2 separate regions of the Homo sapiens genome follow, and region 2 is linked to region 1. A link is an interaction called in ENCODE POLR2A ChIA-PET data of the cell type or tissue named here. Cell type or tissue: Caco-2. All regions are shown on one strand. Links, peaks and the distances in the headings refer to the core of each region. The heading gives the core; the rest is flanking DNA.

What was found. ChIA-PET counts read pairs that join two places held together with the same protein. Peaks named below come from ENCODE experiments on the same cell type or tissue, not always from the same donor. Only the 100,000 strongest peaks of a DNase experiment are listed, where the experiment ranks them.
Region 2: POLR2A ChIA-PET joins it to region 1 with 5 read pairs; 10 of 35 experiments call an interaction of 5 or more read pairs at or near these places.

Annotation. Positions count from the first base shown.
Region 1 is chr22:40,727,809-40,736,138 of GRCh38, reverse strand. No RefSeq gene overlaps it. Among named protein-coding and RNA genes, the nearest start is that of MCHR1, 52 kb to the right of the region's middle. RefSeq lists a silencer at 4,666-4,824 and enhancers at 7,143-7,192, 7,263-7,342, 6,670-7,393, 7,394-8,118. In Caco-2, for the core only: no CTCF peak of the experiment used is centred there; DNase peaks (open chromatin) are centred at 3,258 and 7,118.
Region 2 is chr22:40,659,037-40,667,366 of GRCh38, reverse strand. It overlaps LOC124905123 (a long non-coding RNA gene), which reads left to right. Exons shown (of 3, transcript XR_007068110.1): 3 at 6,402-7,774. Among named protein-coding and RNA genes, the nearest start is that of MCHR1, 16 kb to the left of the region's middle. RefSeq lists an enhancer at 2,033-2,548. In Caco-2, for the core only: no CTCF peak of the experiment used is centred there; no DNase peak of the experiment used is centred there.

The sequences.
Region 1 (8,330 bases), core at 258-8,257:
GTGATTACACCCAAGATCTTTGCTTGGGTGTAATAATTTCATCCAAGTTGCTCTTCCAAGCGTTCAGAGAGGAATGTGAGTTGTTTTTTTTTTTTTTTTTTTTTTTTTTTGAGTCAGAGTCGCGCTCTGTCACCCAGGCTGGAGTGCAGTGGTGCGATCTCGGCTCACTGCAATCTCCGCCTTCCGGGTTCAAGCGATTCTCCTGCCTCAGCCTCCTGAGTAGCTGGGACTACAGGTGCGTGCTACCACGCCCGGCTATTTTTTTGCATTTTTAGTAGAGACGGGGTTTCACCATCTTGGCCACGATGGTCTTGAATGTGATCTGCCTGCCTTGGCCTCCCAAAGTGCTGGGATTACAGGCGTGAGCCACTGAGCCCGGCCGAGTTATTTTTTTAAATCATCACTGGTTCAAGTAGCAAGCTCCCTGGGTGTGGCCTCAGGAGACCTGGGGTCAAGTCCTATTTAGTTGTTTCCTTCGTTCTTTACTTGACTGTCTGGTGGCTTTTGGCAATTGTGTCACATCTTTGAAGCTTGTTTTCTCTTCTTTTTTTTTTTCTGTTGCTTTTTTAATCTGTTTGTTTTTTGAGACAGGGTCTTGCTCTGTCACCTGGGCTGGAGTGCAGTGGTGCAATCACAGCTCACTGCACCTTGAACTCTTGGGCTCAAGTGATCCTCCCATCTCAGCCTCCTGAGTAGCTAGGACTACATGTATGTGCCACCACACCCGGCTAACTTTTTTCTGTAGAGATAGGGTCTCACTTTATTGCCCAAGTTGGTCTTGAACTCATGGGCTCAAGTGATCCTCCTGCCTCAGCCTCCCAAAGTGCTGCAATTACAGGCATGAGCCCCCACATCTGGCCTAGTTTTCTCTCCTATACAGTGGGTGTTTTACGTAACAATCTTGGAAGGATGTTAGAGGATTCAATTAAATTTAAAGAAATTAAAAATAAATAGCCAGGCGCGGTGGCTCATGCTTGTAATTCCAGCACCTTGGGAGGCCAAGACGAGCGGATCACAAGGTCAGGAGTTTGAGACCAGCCTGGCCAGTGTGGTAAAACCCTGTCTCTACTAAAAATACAAAAATTAGCTGGGTGTGGTGGCACACGCCTGTAGTCCCAGCTACTCGGGAGGCTGAGACAGAAGAATTGCTTGAACCCAGGAGGTGGAGGTTGCAGTGAGCCAAGATCTCGCCACTACACTCCAGCCTGGGCAACAGAGTGAGACTCCATCTGTCTCTCTCTCTCTGTATATATATATATATGTTTTTAAATAAATAAATTCAATAATATGCAAGAAAGTGCAAGAGAAATGAGAATATATTATGGTATAGTAATGGTATTCTTATCGTTTGATCGTGTAACAAAAATCTGTTGCTCTGAGTCCTGATCTGTAAGGGGTTTTGTTTTGTAATCCTCCAGCATATCTCCAAGCTCATTCTGGAAGCACGCCAGGTCCAACAGCTGACATCGTATCACAATGAACAGATAATTGCTTTGTGTTTTCGTTTTTTTTTTTTTTTTTTTTGAGATGGAGCCTCACTGTGTTGCCCAGGCTGGAGTGCACTGGCACGATCTCGGCTCACTGCAAGCTCCGCCTCCCGGGTTTATTCTCCCACCTCAGCCTCCCTAGTAGCTGGGATTACAGGTGTGCGCCACCATGCCTGGTCAAGTTTTGTATTTTTAGTAGAGACAGGGTTTCACCATGTTGGTCAGGCTGGTCTTGAACTCCTGACCTCGTGATCTGCCTGCCTCGGTGTCCCAAAGTGCTGGGATTACAGGTGTGAGCCACGGCGCCTGGCCAGGCTTTGTGTTTTCTATTGGCTGTCATCACAGTCCAGCCTGTTTATTTCCATCTGAGGGAAGCAGATTCATTCTCTTATTGTATCCCGTTCTGTCACGTTCACACTACTGAGTGTCACTTTATTAACTGTAAATTCCAAGGGAAAACATCTCTGTTTCAGCAGAGATCTACATTTCACATGACTAAGTGGCCTTTCTAGGGAGGCCACTCTGTGGTATGTTGCGTTCCCTAAGAGACAGGCTTGTAGCTATAGAAACTGTAACCTTGTGTAGCCAATGGTGTGGCAGGGGTAGCGCTGACTTTGTTGATTTCTTTCTTCTTCACTGTGGTTCAAAATACCTGGGGACATTGCTGAAATAACTGAAAGATGGTTCCCCTTCCCCTACTGCCCCAACTGTGTCTTTTGCCCTTCTGTATCATTAGATGTAAAACTCAGGAGATTTTTTATTTTTATTTTTGAGACAGGGTCTCATTCTGTCACCCAGGCTGGAGTGCAGTGGTGCAGTCTCGGCTCACTGCAACCTCCGCCTCCCAGGTTGAAGCGATTCTCCTGCCTCAGCCTCCTGTGTAGCTGGGATTACAAGCACATGCCATCACGCCTGGCTAATTTTTGTATTTTTAGTAGAGATGGGGTTTCGCCGTGTTGGCCAGGCTGATCTTGAACTCCTGATCTCAAGTGATCCTCCCACCTCGGCCTCCCAAAGTGCTGAGATTACAGGCATGAGCCACCACGCCCAGCAGGACCTGGTATCTTCTAAATCAGAGTAGGATTTTGTTTCACAGGTCCTCGAGATTAGGAAAAGAAATAAGTAAAATAAAATAAAGAGGCCAGACAGGGTGGCTCACAACTATAATCCTAGCACTTTGGGAGGCTGAGGCGGGTGGATCACCTGAGGTGAGCAGTTCAAGACCAGCCTGGCCAACATAGCGAAACCCCATCTCTACAAAAAATACAAAAATTAGCCGGACGTGGTGCTGAGCGCCTGTAGTCCTGGCTGCTCCGGAGGCTGAGGCGGTAGGATCGCTTGAGTCCAGGAAATTGAGGCTGCCGTGAGTGGAGATCATGCCACTGCACTCCAGTCTGAGTGACAAAAAGACCCTGTCTCAAAAAAAAAAAAAGAAAAGAAAAGAAATGAAAAAGAGAGAGAGAGTAAAGGGTGAGAGTGCAAGAGTGGATTAAAAAAAGTAATAATAAAGAAAAAAAAGTTTGACTTTGCTGGAATTGTTACAAGAATGTTGTCTCAGGAAGACAAAACAGAAGGTAAAAGCAAGCAAGGGTGAATGATACTGGCAGGCTGCAGACAGACCGTGTGTCCAGAAGGAACTATTTGCACTTTAGAGAAAGGACACCAAAGAAAGAAAAGAGCAGTAATTCCCCAGGGCTGTGTAAGGGAGGGGAGCTGCCAAATCTGGTGGAGGAGAGTATTACAGTCACTAGGGCGGTGCGTCCTGCCCCGAGGCAGGAACAGGCAGTTTCTTGTTTATTCAGCACACACAGATTGAGTGCTTACTGTGAACCAGGTGCTCCGGCTCAGGTGCTAGGAGGTGAAAGGTAAGTAGGCTCTGCCCTCGCCTCTCACGTTTTGGGGAGGCTGAGGCACAACCTCGGAGGAGTCTGTGATTCCAAGTTCACAAAGCCCGCAGGGTAACTCAATATTGCAAAAGGCTGCTGCAGGCCTGAGACCACAACTGCCACAGCCCTCTCCTCATCTTTTTGACTTGTAAGTAATTGTGACTCCTGCAATCCAGGCTAACAAAGTAAGAGAGATAGTTGTTTGGTCCAAATACTCTTAATTGATCCTATGAAATCCATTTTGCTGTGCAAAGGAAGTTGGGCAATATTCTAGTCTAGGCTCGGCCCACAGAGAATTTATACAAGAATCCTATAAACCAGGCCAGGTGTGGTGGCTCACACCTTGAATCCCAGCCCTTCTGGAGGCCAAGGCGAGAGGATCTCTTGAGACCAGGTGTTCAAGACTAGCCTGGGCAACATAATGAGACTGCATCTCCACAAAACGTTTTTTTTTTTTTTTGAGACAGTCTCACTCTGTTGCCCAGGCTGGAGTGCAGTGGCACGATCTCAGCTTACTGCAACCTCTGCCTCAGCCTCCTGAGTAGCTGGGATTACAGGCGCCCGCCACTACGCCCAGCTAATTTTTTGTATTTTTAGTAGAGACGGGGTTTCACCATGCTGGCCAGGCTGGTCTTAAACTCCTGACCTCGTGATTCTCCCGCCTCAGCCTCCCAAAGTGCTGGGATTAAAGGTGTGAGCCACCGCGCCTGGCCCACAAAACATTTTAAAAGTCCAGGCACGGTGGTATTCGCCTATAGTCCCAGCTACTCAAGAGGCTGAAGTAGGAGAATCACTTGAGCCCAGGAGGTCGAGGCTGCAGTGAGCCATAATCATACCACCGCACTCCAGCCTGAGTGACAGAGCAAGACCCTGTCTCTAAAAAAAAAACCAAAAAGAATTTTATAAGACAAAATATCACAGTAATGTTTTCAGCCTCTTCCCGACAGCGACCCTATTCCATCATTCTGGAGACCCACCTTACAACACCCCCTCCCCACCCTCCTTCATGCAAAGGAAACTGCTGACATCCTGCTTGACAGAGCAGTTTGTGGTTTTGTTTGTGTGTATTTGATTAGTGTTAGTCAGGTGACTCAGTCCCTAAGAACCCGACCTAGTTTTACGTGCACCAGAAAAGGTGTGCTCGAGGCCAGATGTGGTGGCTCACGCCTGTAATCTCAGCACTTTGGGAGGCCGAGGTAGGCGGATCACCTGAGGTCAGGAGTTCGAGACCAGCCTGGCCAAGACAGAGAAATCCCATCTCTACCAAAAATACAAAATTAGCCAGTCATGGTGGCACATGCCTGTAATCCCAGCTACTCGGGAGGCTGAGGCAGGAGAATTGCTTGAACTCGGGAGGCAGGGGTTGCGGTAAGCTGAGATCACACATTCCAGCCTGGGCAACAAGAGCAAGGCTCCGTCTCAAAAAAAAAAAAAAAAAAAAAGCCAGGTGCAGTGGCTCATGCCTGTAATCCCAGCAGGTTTGGGAGGCCGAGGCAGGTGGATCACGAGGTCAGGAGATCGAGACCATCCTGGCTAACGCGGTGAAACCCCGTCTCTACTAAAAATACAAAAAAAAAAAAAAAAAGCTGGGCATGGTAGTGGGCGCCTGTAGTCTCAGCTATTCGGGAGGCTGAGGCAGGAGAATGGCGTGAACCGGGGAGGCGGCGCTTGCAGTGAGCCGAGATCACACCACCACACTCCAGCCTGGGCGACAGAGCGAGGCTCCATCTCAAGAAAAAAAAAAAAAAAGAAAGAAAAGAAAAGGTGTGCTTGTCCATTCACTCATGTATTTGACACATTGATTGAACACCTATGCAAGGGCCAGGCCCTATGCAGGGCTCAGAATACAGGGAGGAAGACACAGTCCCTGCCCCCAAGGGACTGGCAACAGAAGGAATCCCTATGGTAAGTAAAGGGACAAACTGAAAAACCATTAAAGCAAAGCTCCTCCTATAACAATAGATTCTGCAATTTTATAAAAAATCACAACTTCTTGTTGCAGGCAAACTCCACCCCACCAACCCCAGGACTGGATCCTGCCCCAGTGGTAGCAGAGTTCTTGACTTGCCTCTGACAGAGAAAATGACGAGGGGGTGAGGATCCAGTGGTCCTGAAGATAATTAATTTTCTCATTGATACAATGGAGAAAACAGAAATTAATATATTAAATATCACTTTTCAGCCAGGTGCTGTGGTTCATGCCTGTAATCCCAGCACTTTGGGAGGCCGAAGCGGGAGGATCGCTTGAACCCAAGAGTTCAAGACTAGCTTGGGCAACATAGTGAGACCCCCATCTCTACAAAAAAAATACAAAAATTAGCCAGGCCTGGTGGTGTTCCTATAGTCCCAGCTATTCGGGAGGCTGAGGTGGGAAGATTACTTGAGCCCTGGAAATCATGGCTGCAATAAGCCAAGATCGTGTCACTGCACTCCAGCCTGAGCAACAAAGAGAGATCCTATCAAAAATAAAGAAAGAAAGAATATCACTTTTCAGCCAAGTTTTCAGAAGATGTTGAGAGTCTTACAGTTGTTAGAATGAAAGCAGTAGTAGCCATTAAACTGCGTGTAAGGACAGATTGTATTAAACTGTGTATAAGGAGAGATTGTATTTATTTTATTTATTTTATTATTATTTTTGAGACGGAGTCTTGCTCTGTTGCCCAGGCTGTAGTGCAGTGGGGTGATCTCGGCTCACTGCAAGCTCTGCCTCCTGGGTTCATGCCATTCTCCTGCCTCAGCCTCCCGAGTAGCTGGGACTAGAGGTGCCCGCCACCACACCCAGCTAATTTTTTTGTATTTGTTAGTAGAGACGGGGTTTCACCATGTAGCCAGGATGGTCTTGATCTCCTGACCTTGTGATCCACCTGCCTCGGCCTCCCAAAGTGCTGGGATTACAGATGTGAGCCACCATGGCTGGCCCTATTTTATTTTTTTAAATAAAATAGAGTTGAGGTCTCACTGTTAGCCAAGCTGGTCTCAAACTCTTAGGCTCAAGCGATCCCTTGGCCTCCAAAAGTGCTGGGATTATAGGTGTGAGCCACCATGCCTCCCAAGGTTGTCCTTTTAGATCTAGTTAAGGATCTTGAGATCACCCTGGATTATACAGGTGGGCCCTATATCCAATGACAAATATTTTTATAAGAGACACATGGAGGAGAGGCGCACAGAGCAGAAGCCCATGTAAAGATGGAGATGGAGATGAGAGTGATGCAGCCACAAGCCAAGGGACACCTGGCGCCACCAGAAGCTGGGAGAGGCAGGGAAGGCTCCTCCCCTAAGGCATATCCCTGCTGACACCTGGATTGCAGACTTCCAGCCTCCAGAACTGTGTGAGAGAAAATATCTGCTCTTTTAAACCACTGAAGTGGGGCTGGGCACGGTGGGTCCCACCTGTAATCCCAGCACTTTTGGGAGGCCGAGGCCGAGGCGGGTATGTTGGGTAAAAGCTGAGTGTTGGGAAAAAAGCTGAGGCAGGGCTTGCATGTCTGACATAATGTAAAAGAGTCTTGGAACATGTCTGGGGTCCAGGGTCTAAAACCCCTCGTGGCCTTTGGAACACCAAGCTCTGTGCTAAAGGGTGGAAGGCTGCCCCGCCACACCACAATCTAAACCCAGGGCATAAAAGCTCTCGTGGCTTGGATGGAATCCAGGGCTCAGGGCATAAAAACCCTCGTGACCTCTGGAATGTGTCTAGACTTGCAGGCTCCTTGCTTCTATCACTCCCATTATCTCAAGTAGCAGAACATGTTCCATATGCTTCAAACAAAATGCTAAACCGTCACGGCCATAGATCATGCGCTTGATGCACTGCTTCCTTTCAACCCCCACATCCTCACCACCTGCTTCTTTGATCACCAATAAACAGCTCGGGCTCCCAGCGCTCAGGGCCTTCGCAGCCTCCATACTAGCGTTGGCCTGCGGTCCCACTTTCACTCTTAACTTGTCTTGTCTCATTCCTTTGACTCCCCCGGACTTCGTTGCCCCCACAGCCTGGTGTTGGGTCTGATCACCCCAACAGGGTGGATCACCTGAAGCCAGTCGTTCGAGACCATCCTGGCTAACATGGTGAAACCCCATCTCTACTAAAAATACAAAAATTAGCTGAGTGTGGTGGCAGGCAGCTGTGATCCCAGCTACTCGACTGGCTGAGGCAGGAGAATCGCTTGAACCTGGGAGGAGGAGGTTGCAGTGAGCCGAGATCACACCACTGCACTCCAGCCTGGGCTACAAGAGCGAAACCCTGTTTCAGAAAAAAAACAACAAAAAATCCCACCAAAGTTATGATTATTTGGAAGGCAGCTATGCTCGCTACTGTACCACCAACGCCGCTGGGTTATGGTTGTTACCGAAGTGCTAGGAAGCTACTACATGAATCGACATGCATATGGAAATATCTACAGCCTTTTCTTTAACATGTTTAACTTTTCCCCCATGCCTTTGCCATTACCTTTTTTTCAGAAGGACAGAGGCAGGCTGCACACGGTGGCTCATGTCTGTAATCCTAGCAATTTGGGAGGCCGAGGTGGACAGATCACTTGACCCCAGGAGTTCGAGACCAGACCGGGCAACATAGCAAAACCCCATCTCAAAAAAAAAAAAAAAAATTAGCCAGGCATTGTGGCCCTCCTGTAGTCCCAGCTACTTGGGAGGCCAAAGTGGGAGGATCACCTGAGCCTGGGAGTTCGAGCCTGCAGTGAGCCGTGATCACCTGGGTGACAGAGTGAGACCCTGATTCAAAAAAAAAAAAAAAAAAAAAAAAGGCAGAGGCAGTCCAGGCTTCAGCCAGCCTGTCTCATTTAAATGCCAATTTGGTCATTTCCTAGTTGTGTGACCTTAAGCAAACTACTTAATCTCTCTGAGTCCCCATTTCTTCATCTGTAGAATTTTTGCATTGGTATTAAATGAGACCGTCATGTAAGTGTTTAGAATTGTGTCTGGCATATCATTAGCAATACAC
Region 2 (8,330 bases), core at 200-8,199, 69 kb after region 1:
AGGGCAGGGTGGAAAGGGTGAAAAGTGAATTTAAAGGGGCAAATGGAAAATCAGCCCCACTGATTCAGGAGGAGGCGTTCAAGTTGATATCATCGTGTAATTAATTATTGAAATGACTAGGTTTTTTTTTTGTTTGTTTTTGTTTTTGGAAACAGAGTCTTACTCTATTGCCCAGGCTGGAGTGCAGAGGCACGATCTCAGCTCACTGTAACCTCTGCCTCCTGTGTTCATGCAATTCTCCTGCCTCTGCCTTCCAAGTAGCTAGGATTACTAGTGTGCACCAACACACCCGGTTAATTTTTGTATTTTTAGTAGAGACAGGGTTTCACCATGTTGGTCAGGCTGGTCTTGAACTCCTAGCCTCAAGTGATCTACCCACCTCCACCTCCCAAAGTGCTGGGATTACAGGCATGAGCCACTGTGCCTGGTCAACAACTAGGTATTTTGTTATCCTCTGTCAATCCAGATAAGGAAACTGAGACAAAATTAATATAGAGAGTGATTTGGGCCACGGTTGAGGATTATAGCTTGGAAAACACTGAGAAGTGCTCAAAGAGAGGCTTGAGTTTTTAAAGAGGATTAATCAGGAGAGGGGGCGATTACAAAAGTTGAGTTTCAAGGATGCTCACTGGGTTAAAGAAATAACACTGATTAGTGACTAGCTGTACACTGTTGAGTTATAGCAAGTGAATTACAGTGTCCATTGTGTGGTGTTTTATGGCTACTTGGCATCAGTCAGTCTAGAGCCCACACAGCAAGTGGCTTCCAGAGCTGATTACTTAGCTGGAGGGGGAGTGAGACGTGACTGCTGTCACATTTCCATGCCTTTCTGGGCCTGATAATTTAAAGAGGGCTCACAGCCCGGAAAACACTGGGAAGTGCTCCAGAGAACCAAGGAGAGGCTCAAGTTTTTAAAGAAAACAGGATGAAAAGTTGCTTTTCTTTTTTTTTTTTTGGAAACAGGGTCTCACTCTGTTGCCCAGGCTGGAATGCAGTGGCATGATCTCACCTCACTGCAACTTCTGCTTCCCGGGTTCAAGTAATTCTCCTGCCCCAGCCTCCCATGTAAGCTGGGACTACAAGTACCTACCACCATGCCCGGCTAATTGTGTGGTTTTTATTTATTTATTTATTTGGCTCTGTTGCCCAGACTGGAGTGCAGTGGCACAATCTCGGCTCACTGCAACCTCCGCCTTCTGGGTTCAGTGATTCTCCTGCCTCAGCCTCCCAAGTAGCTGAGATTACAGGCACGCACCACCACTCCTGGCTAATTTTTGTATTTTTAGTAGAGACAGGGTTTCACCATGTTGGCCAGGCTGGTCTTGAACTCCTGACCTCAGGTGATCCACCCGCCTCAGCCTCCCAAAGTGTTGGGATTACAGGCATGAGCTACTGTGCCCGGCCAACACCCGGCTAACTGTTTGTATTTTTAGTAGAGATGGGGTTTCACCATATTGGTAGACTGGTCTTGAACTCCTGACCTCAAATGATCCACACGTCTCAGCCTCCCAAAGTGCTGGGATTACAGGTGTGAGCCACCATGCCTGGCTGAAAAGTTGCTTTTCTTTCTCATCTCATTTAATAGATGAAGTGAAGTGCCACAGGTTGGGTTTTCTGGGAGCAGATGCTGGGGTGGAGAGAGGAGTACCAAATGTGTCTGTGGGGTGAGCGCTGGCCAAGGAAGAAGGGAAGCACATCGGGAAGGGGTCCAGAGATTGTGATGCTGACCTGACAAGGGCTCTGCCAGCCCAGTGGGAAGCCCCAGAGCAAGGCAGTCCAACATTAGGCAGAAGTGGCCAGGCCCTGGCACCACAGCCCTGCCTAGTCGGTGGCTGGGAACCAACCCAAGAAGCGTGTGATCCCAGCTCAGAAGCTGAAACAAGGCTTCTCCAAAATCCAAAAATAGAATTACCATATTATTCAGCAATCCCACTTCTGAGTCTATATCCAAAGAAAATGAAATCAGTATCTCAAGAAGATATCTGTATCCCATGTTTATTGCAGCATTACTCACAATAGCCAAGTTATGGAGTTAACATAAGTGTCTGTATTAGTCAGGGTTTCTCCAGAGGGACAGAGGCAATAAGATATATATGAAAGGGGATTTATTAGAGGGAACTGGGTCACGCAATTACAGAGGCAAAGTCCTACAAGGGGCTGTCTGCAAGCTGGAGAACCAGAGAAGCCAGTACTGAGGCTCAGTCCAAATTTAACAGACTCAGAACCAGCCAAGCAAACAGTGCAGCCTCCAGTCTGAGACCAAAGGCCTCAGAGCCCCCACGAGGCTGCTGGTGCAAGTTCCAGATTCCAAGAGCTGAAGAACCTGGAGTCTTGTTTTCCAAGGGCAGGAGGAGATAGAGGCAGCCAGCTCCAGGAGGGAGAGCATGAGCTGAGTATCCCCACTCTTCTGCCTGCTTTGTCCTAGTGGTGGAATGGGGTCGGGGGTGGGCAGCAGATGGGATGGTGCCCACCCACACTGAGGGCGGGTCTTCCTCTCTCAGTCCACTGAAGCATACATCAATCTCCTCTGGGCTGGACGCCATGGCTCACGCCTGTAATCCAGCACTTTGGGAGGCCGCGGGGGGTGGATCACCTGAGGTCAGGAGGTTGAGACCAGCCTGACCAACATGGTGAAACCCCATCTTTACTAAAAATACAAAAACTAGCCAGGCGCTGGGCGCGGTGGCTCACGCCTGTAATCCCAGCACTTTGGGAGGCCAAGGCGGGTGGATCAGGTCAGGAGATAGAGACCATGCTGGCTAACATGGTGAAACCCCGTCTCTACTAAAAATACAAAAAAATTAGCCGGGCGTGGTGGCGGGCGCCTGTAGTTCCAGCTACTCGGGAGGCTGAGGCAGGAGAATGGCGTGAACCCGGGAGACAGAGCTTGCAGTGAGCTGAGATCGTGCCACTGCACACCAGCCTGGGCGACAGAGTGAGACTCTGTCTCAAAAAAAAAAAAAAAAAAACTAGCCAGGCATGGTAGCAGGCACCTGTAATCCCAGCTACTTGGGAGGCTGAGACATGAGAATCACTTGAATCCAGGAGGCAAAGGTTGCAGTGAGCCAAGATCATGCCATTGCACTCCAACCTGGAGACACAGGGAGACTCTGTCTCAAAAAAAAAAAAAAAAAAAAAAAAAAAAACTCCTCTGAAAACACCCTCACAGGCGCATCCAGCAACAATGTTTCACCAGCCAACTAGGCATCCCTCAATCCAGTCAAGTTGACACCTAATACTACCCATGGCAAGTCCACTCCTTGTCAGCTTGGCATCCATAAACATCTCCTTAAACCATACTTAATCTCCTCAAGTAAAGACAGTGACAAGGTCATAATTCTGCCTAAATGAAACAATTACCCTGTGCACAACTGAAAACACACTAATCCGGTCTCCCAGAAGAGGAGGTAAAGTTCTTGAGTGATATTTACTGTGATTATTCCGTAACTTGAATAGTATGATGTAAAATTCACAATTCTTAGGCTGGGCTTGGTGGCTCATGCCTGTAATCCCAGCACTTTGGGAGGCTGAGGCGGGAAGCTCACTGGAGCCCAGGAGTTCAAGACCAGCCTGAGCAATATAGTAAGACCCCCGTCTCTACAAACGAATAATTAAAAAATTAGCCAGGCATGGTGGTATGTGCCTGTAGTCCCAGCTACTTAAGAGGCTAAGGCAGGAGAATCCCTTGAGCCCAGGAGTTCAGGGCTGCAACGAGTCATGATCGTGCCACTGCACTGCAGGCTGGGCAGCAGAGTGAGGCTTGGTCTCAAAAACAAAAGCAAACCAAAAAACCATCCATATATTTCAACATTTTTTTTTTTTTGATATGCAGTCTCACTCTGTCACACAAGCTGGAATGCAGTGGCGCAATCTTGGCTCACTGCAGCCTCTGCCTTCCCTGTTCAAGTGATTCTCCTGTCTCGGCCTCCGGAGTAGCTGGATTACAGGCGCCTGCCACCACGCCTGGCTAATTTTTGTATTTTTAGTAGAGACGGGCTTTCACCATATTGGCCAGGCTGGTCTCCTGGCCTCAGGTGATCCTCCTGCCTCAGTCTCCCAATGTGCTGGGATTAGAGGTGTGAGCCACCGCAGCCAGCCAACTTTTTTTTTTTTTTTTTTTTTTTTTAGATAGAGTTTTGCTCTTTTGCCCAGGCTGGAGTGCAGTGGCGTGATCTCGGTTCATTGCAACCTCCGCCTCCTGGGTTCAAGTGATTCTCCTGTCTCAGCCTCCCAAGTAGCTGGGACTACAGGTGCGCACCACCACACCCAGCTAATTTTAGTATTTTTAATAGAGACGGGGTTTTACCATGTTGGCCAGCATGGTCTTGATCTCTTGACCTTGTGATCCCCCTGCCTCAGCCTCCCAAAGTGCTGAGATTATAGGCGTGAGCCACCGCGCCCAGCCTAATTTTTGTATTCTTAGTAGAGATGGGGTTTCACCATGTTTGCCAGGCTAGTCTTGAACTCCTGACCTCAGGTGATCCCCCCGCCTCAGCCTCCCAAAATGCTGGGATTACAGGTATGAGCCACTGCGCCCGGCCTCATTTCAACTTTTTGATCATTGAAAAAAAATCTTAAATTAATAAATAAATTAATAATTAATGAATCCTGCAAAGTATTGCCACCTACCCAGTGCTGCAACTGCAACTTCAAAAGGCCATTCCACCATTCTATTAAGCCAGCTGCTTCAGGATGGTGGGGGACATGGTAGCACCAGCGAATTCCATGAGCATGAGCCCACTACCTTACTTATTTGACTGTCAAGTGGGTTCCTTGGTCAGAAGCAATGCTGTGTAGAATACCATAATGGTGGATAAGACATCCCACAAGCCCACACATGCTAGTTTTGCCAGAAGCATTGCGTGCAGGGCAGGTAAGTCCTTATTCAGAGTAAGTGTGTGTTCCAATAAGGACAAAACCCTACCCCTTCTATGATGGAAGTCGTCCAGCGTAATCAACCTGCCACCACGTAGCTGGCTGACCACACTGGGGAATGGCGTCCTAGTGGGGGCTCCCTGTAGGTCTTGGCTGCTGGCAGATTGGGCACTGAGTGGTGGCCATAGCCAGGTTGACCTTGGTGAGTGGAGCCCATGTTGCTGAGCCCATGCTTAACCTCCATCCCTGTCACCATGGTCACTTTGTTCATGAGCCCACTGGAGAATGACAGGGGTAGCTAGGGAAAGGGGCTGACTGGTATCCACAGAATGGTTCATCCTATGCACTTGATTATTAAAATTCTCCTCTGCTGAGGGCACCCTTTAGTGAGCATTCACATGGGACACAAATATCTTCACATCTTCGGCCCACTCCGAGCAGTCTATCCACATACATCTTTCCCAAATTTCTTTGCCACCAATTTTCCAATCATGTTTCTTCCAAGTCCCTCACCACCCGCCAATCCATGGACTACAGCCCATGAATCAGTATATAATTGCACATCTGGCTGTTTCTCCTTCCAAGCAAAGTGCCAGCCCAGCAGGAAGCTTCAGAGGAAAGCAGTCCAACATTAGGCAGAAATGGCTGGGCCCTGTACCACAGCTCTGCCTAGTCAGTGACTGGGAACCACCCCAAGAAGAGTGCAATCCCAGTTTAAAAGCTGAGGCAAGGTTCCTCCAAAAACTAAATACAGAATTACCATACTAGGCCGGGCGTGGTGGCTCACGTCTATAATCCCAGGACTTTGGGAGGCTGAGGCGGGAGGGTCACCTGAGGTCAGGAGTTTGAGACCAGCCTGGCCAACATGGTGAAACGCTGTCTCTACTAAAAATACAAAAATTAGCCAGGTGTGGTGGTGGGCACCTGTAATCCCAGCTACTGAGGAGGCTGAGGCAGGATAATTGCTTGAACCTGGAAGGCAGAGGTTGCAGTGAGCCGAGATCAGGCCACTGCACTCCATCCTGGGCAACAGAGCGAGACTCCCTCTCAAAAAAGAGGAAACAAAAATCAAAGGTCTGGTATTAATCTTTTCATTGTGTATAGTTCCCTGGTAGATGGTCTCAGATACTCCTGGGGAAGGCTAGAGGCAGATTCCCAGCCCGTACTTGTGGAATTGCAGGGTCCTTTCTTGCAGGTATCCAGCTTTTACTTCTTCCAGGACTTCTGGAACAAGGGCTGACTCAGGTTTGGAAATTGGGTGAGAGACTGTGCTCTCAATCACGGTGGCTAAAGTCAGATCTCTGTTGACCAAGCCTGAAGTTTTTCACGTACACACATCAAGTAGCAACTTAGTGGATGTGCTGTTTATATATTTTGGTTCCACAGACTCCATGGTCAATTAGCCAAATCAATCTCTGCAGATCAGACCATCTGGGTAACTCCACTGGCCCTGCCTATTACAATAACCACATTCACTCTCCTCCAGAAATTAAGTAAGTGCTGCAACTTGCTTTCTATCACTGCAGGCTCTACACATCCCCAGTGAAATGAGGAAGCCCACTTCAGCTGCTGCCGTCCCCGCTGGCAGCTCTCACCAGGGACTGTTCAGAGGCACCGGTATTTCCCTTCCCAGTGAATTTCTCAAAGTCTTGGTTTTCTGGGGGATCAACTTATGAGCAACCAAAAAAAATACAATGTTTACTACAAACTCTGTTAAGGGGTTATTTATTTTGAAAGCAACTGGGAGCCACTAAAATGTTTTTTGTGTTTTTTTAGATGGGGTCTTGCTCTGTTGCCCAGGATGGAGTGCAGTGGCACGATCTCGGCTCACTCCAACGTCTGCCTCCCAGGTTCAAGCCATTCTCCTGCCTCAGTCCCACCCCAGCTCCCTGTCCCTAGTGGCTGGGACTACAGACGTACGCCGTTTCATTCTGAAATGTGTCTCCCGGTCTCGGAGGTGGGGCCTGCTGGGAGGTGATCGGATCATGGCGGCAGATCCCTTATGAATGGTTTAGCACTATCCCCTTGGTGATGAGTGACTTCTCACTCAGTTACTTCACATGAGAGCTGCTTGTTTAAAAGTCTGGGACCTTGGCCAGGTGCGGTGGCTCACACTTGTAATCCTAGCATTTTGGGAAGACGAGGTGGGCGGATTGCCTAAGCTCAGGAGTTCGAGATCACCCTGGGCAACATGGTGAAACCCCATCTCTATTAAAATACAAAAAATTAGGCTGGGCGCAGTGGCTCACACCTGTAATCCCAGCACATTGGGAGGCCGAGACGGGTGGAACACAAGGTCAGGAGATCGAGACCATCTTGGCTAACATGGTGAAACCCTGTCTCTACTAAAAAGCACAAAAAATTAGCCGGGCATGGTGGCAGGCGCCTGTAGTCCCAGCTACTCAGGAAGCTGAGGCAGGAGAATCACTTGAACCTGGGAGGTAGAGCTTGCAGTGAGCCAAGATCACGCTACTGCACTCCAGCCTGGGTGACCGTGCAAGACTCCATCTCATAAATAAATAAATAAATAAATACAAAAAATCAGCTGGGTGTGATGGCACACACCTATAGTCCCAGCTACTCGGGAGGCTAAGGCAGGAGAATCACTTGAACCCAAGAGGCGGAGGTTGCAGTGAGTCAAGATCGCGCCACTGCACTCCAGCCTGAGCGACAGAGTGTGACTCTGTCTCCAAAAAAAAAAAAAAAAAAAAAAGTCTGGGACCTCCTCCCTCTCTCTTGCTCCCACTCTTGCCATGTGACGTGCCTGCTCCCCCTTTACCTTCTGCCATGATTGCAAGCTTTCTGAGGCCTCAGCAGAAACCAAGCAGATATCAGCAACATACTTCCTCTACAGCCTGCAGAACCATGAGCCAATTAAACCTCTTTTCTTTATAAATTACCCAGTCTCAGTTATTCCTTAACAGCAACACAAAAACAGCCTAACACATAAACCAAAAGCAACGCTGAAACTCCTGGGCAACTGAAGCGATTAATAATATCATCACGGCCTTGAAAAATTCTGGGGTGGTGATTTTATCAATTTCCCCTTCATTCTTCAGTTTGGCCAGTGAAGATGGCAGATGGGTCTCTGAGAGAATGACAGTGAATTACCATAAACTTAATTATGTGACAACGCCAACTGCAGCTGCTGTTTCAGATATGTTCTCATTGCGGGAGAAAATAAACACAGTCTCCCACACCTGGTATGCAGTTACTGAGCTGACAAATGCTATTTCTCTATTTCAAGAAGAAGAGGTCAGACACCCTGCTTTCATGCATCAGAGTCATCAATACACCTTTACCATCTTGCCTCGGGACTCCATTAACTCTTCTGCCAGTTCTCCAAACCTCAGACTTTAGCACATCCTCATTACACAAAACACAATGCTATTCCACTCTACTGACAACATTATGCTCCTAGGGCCTGGGAAGCAGAAAAGTGTAGGTATCCTAAA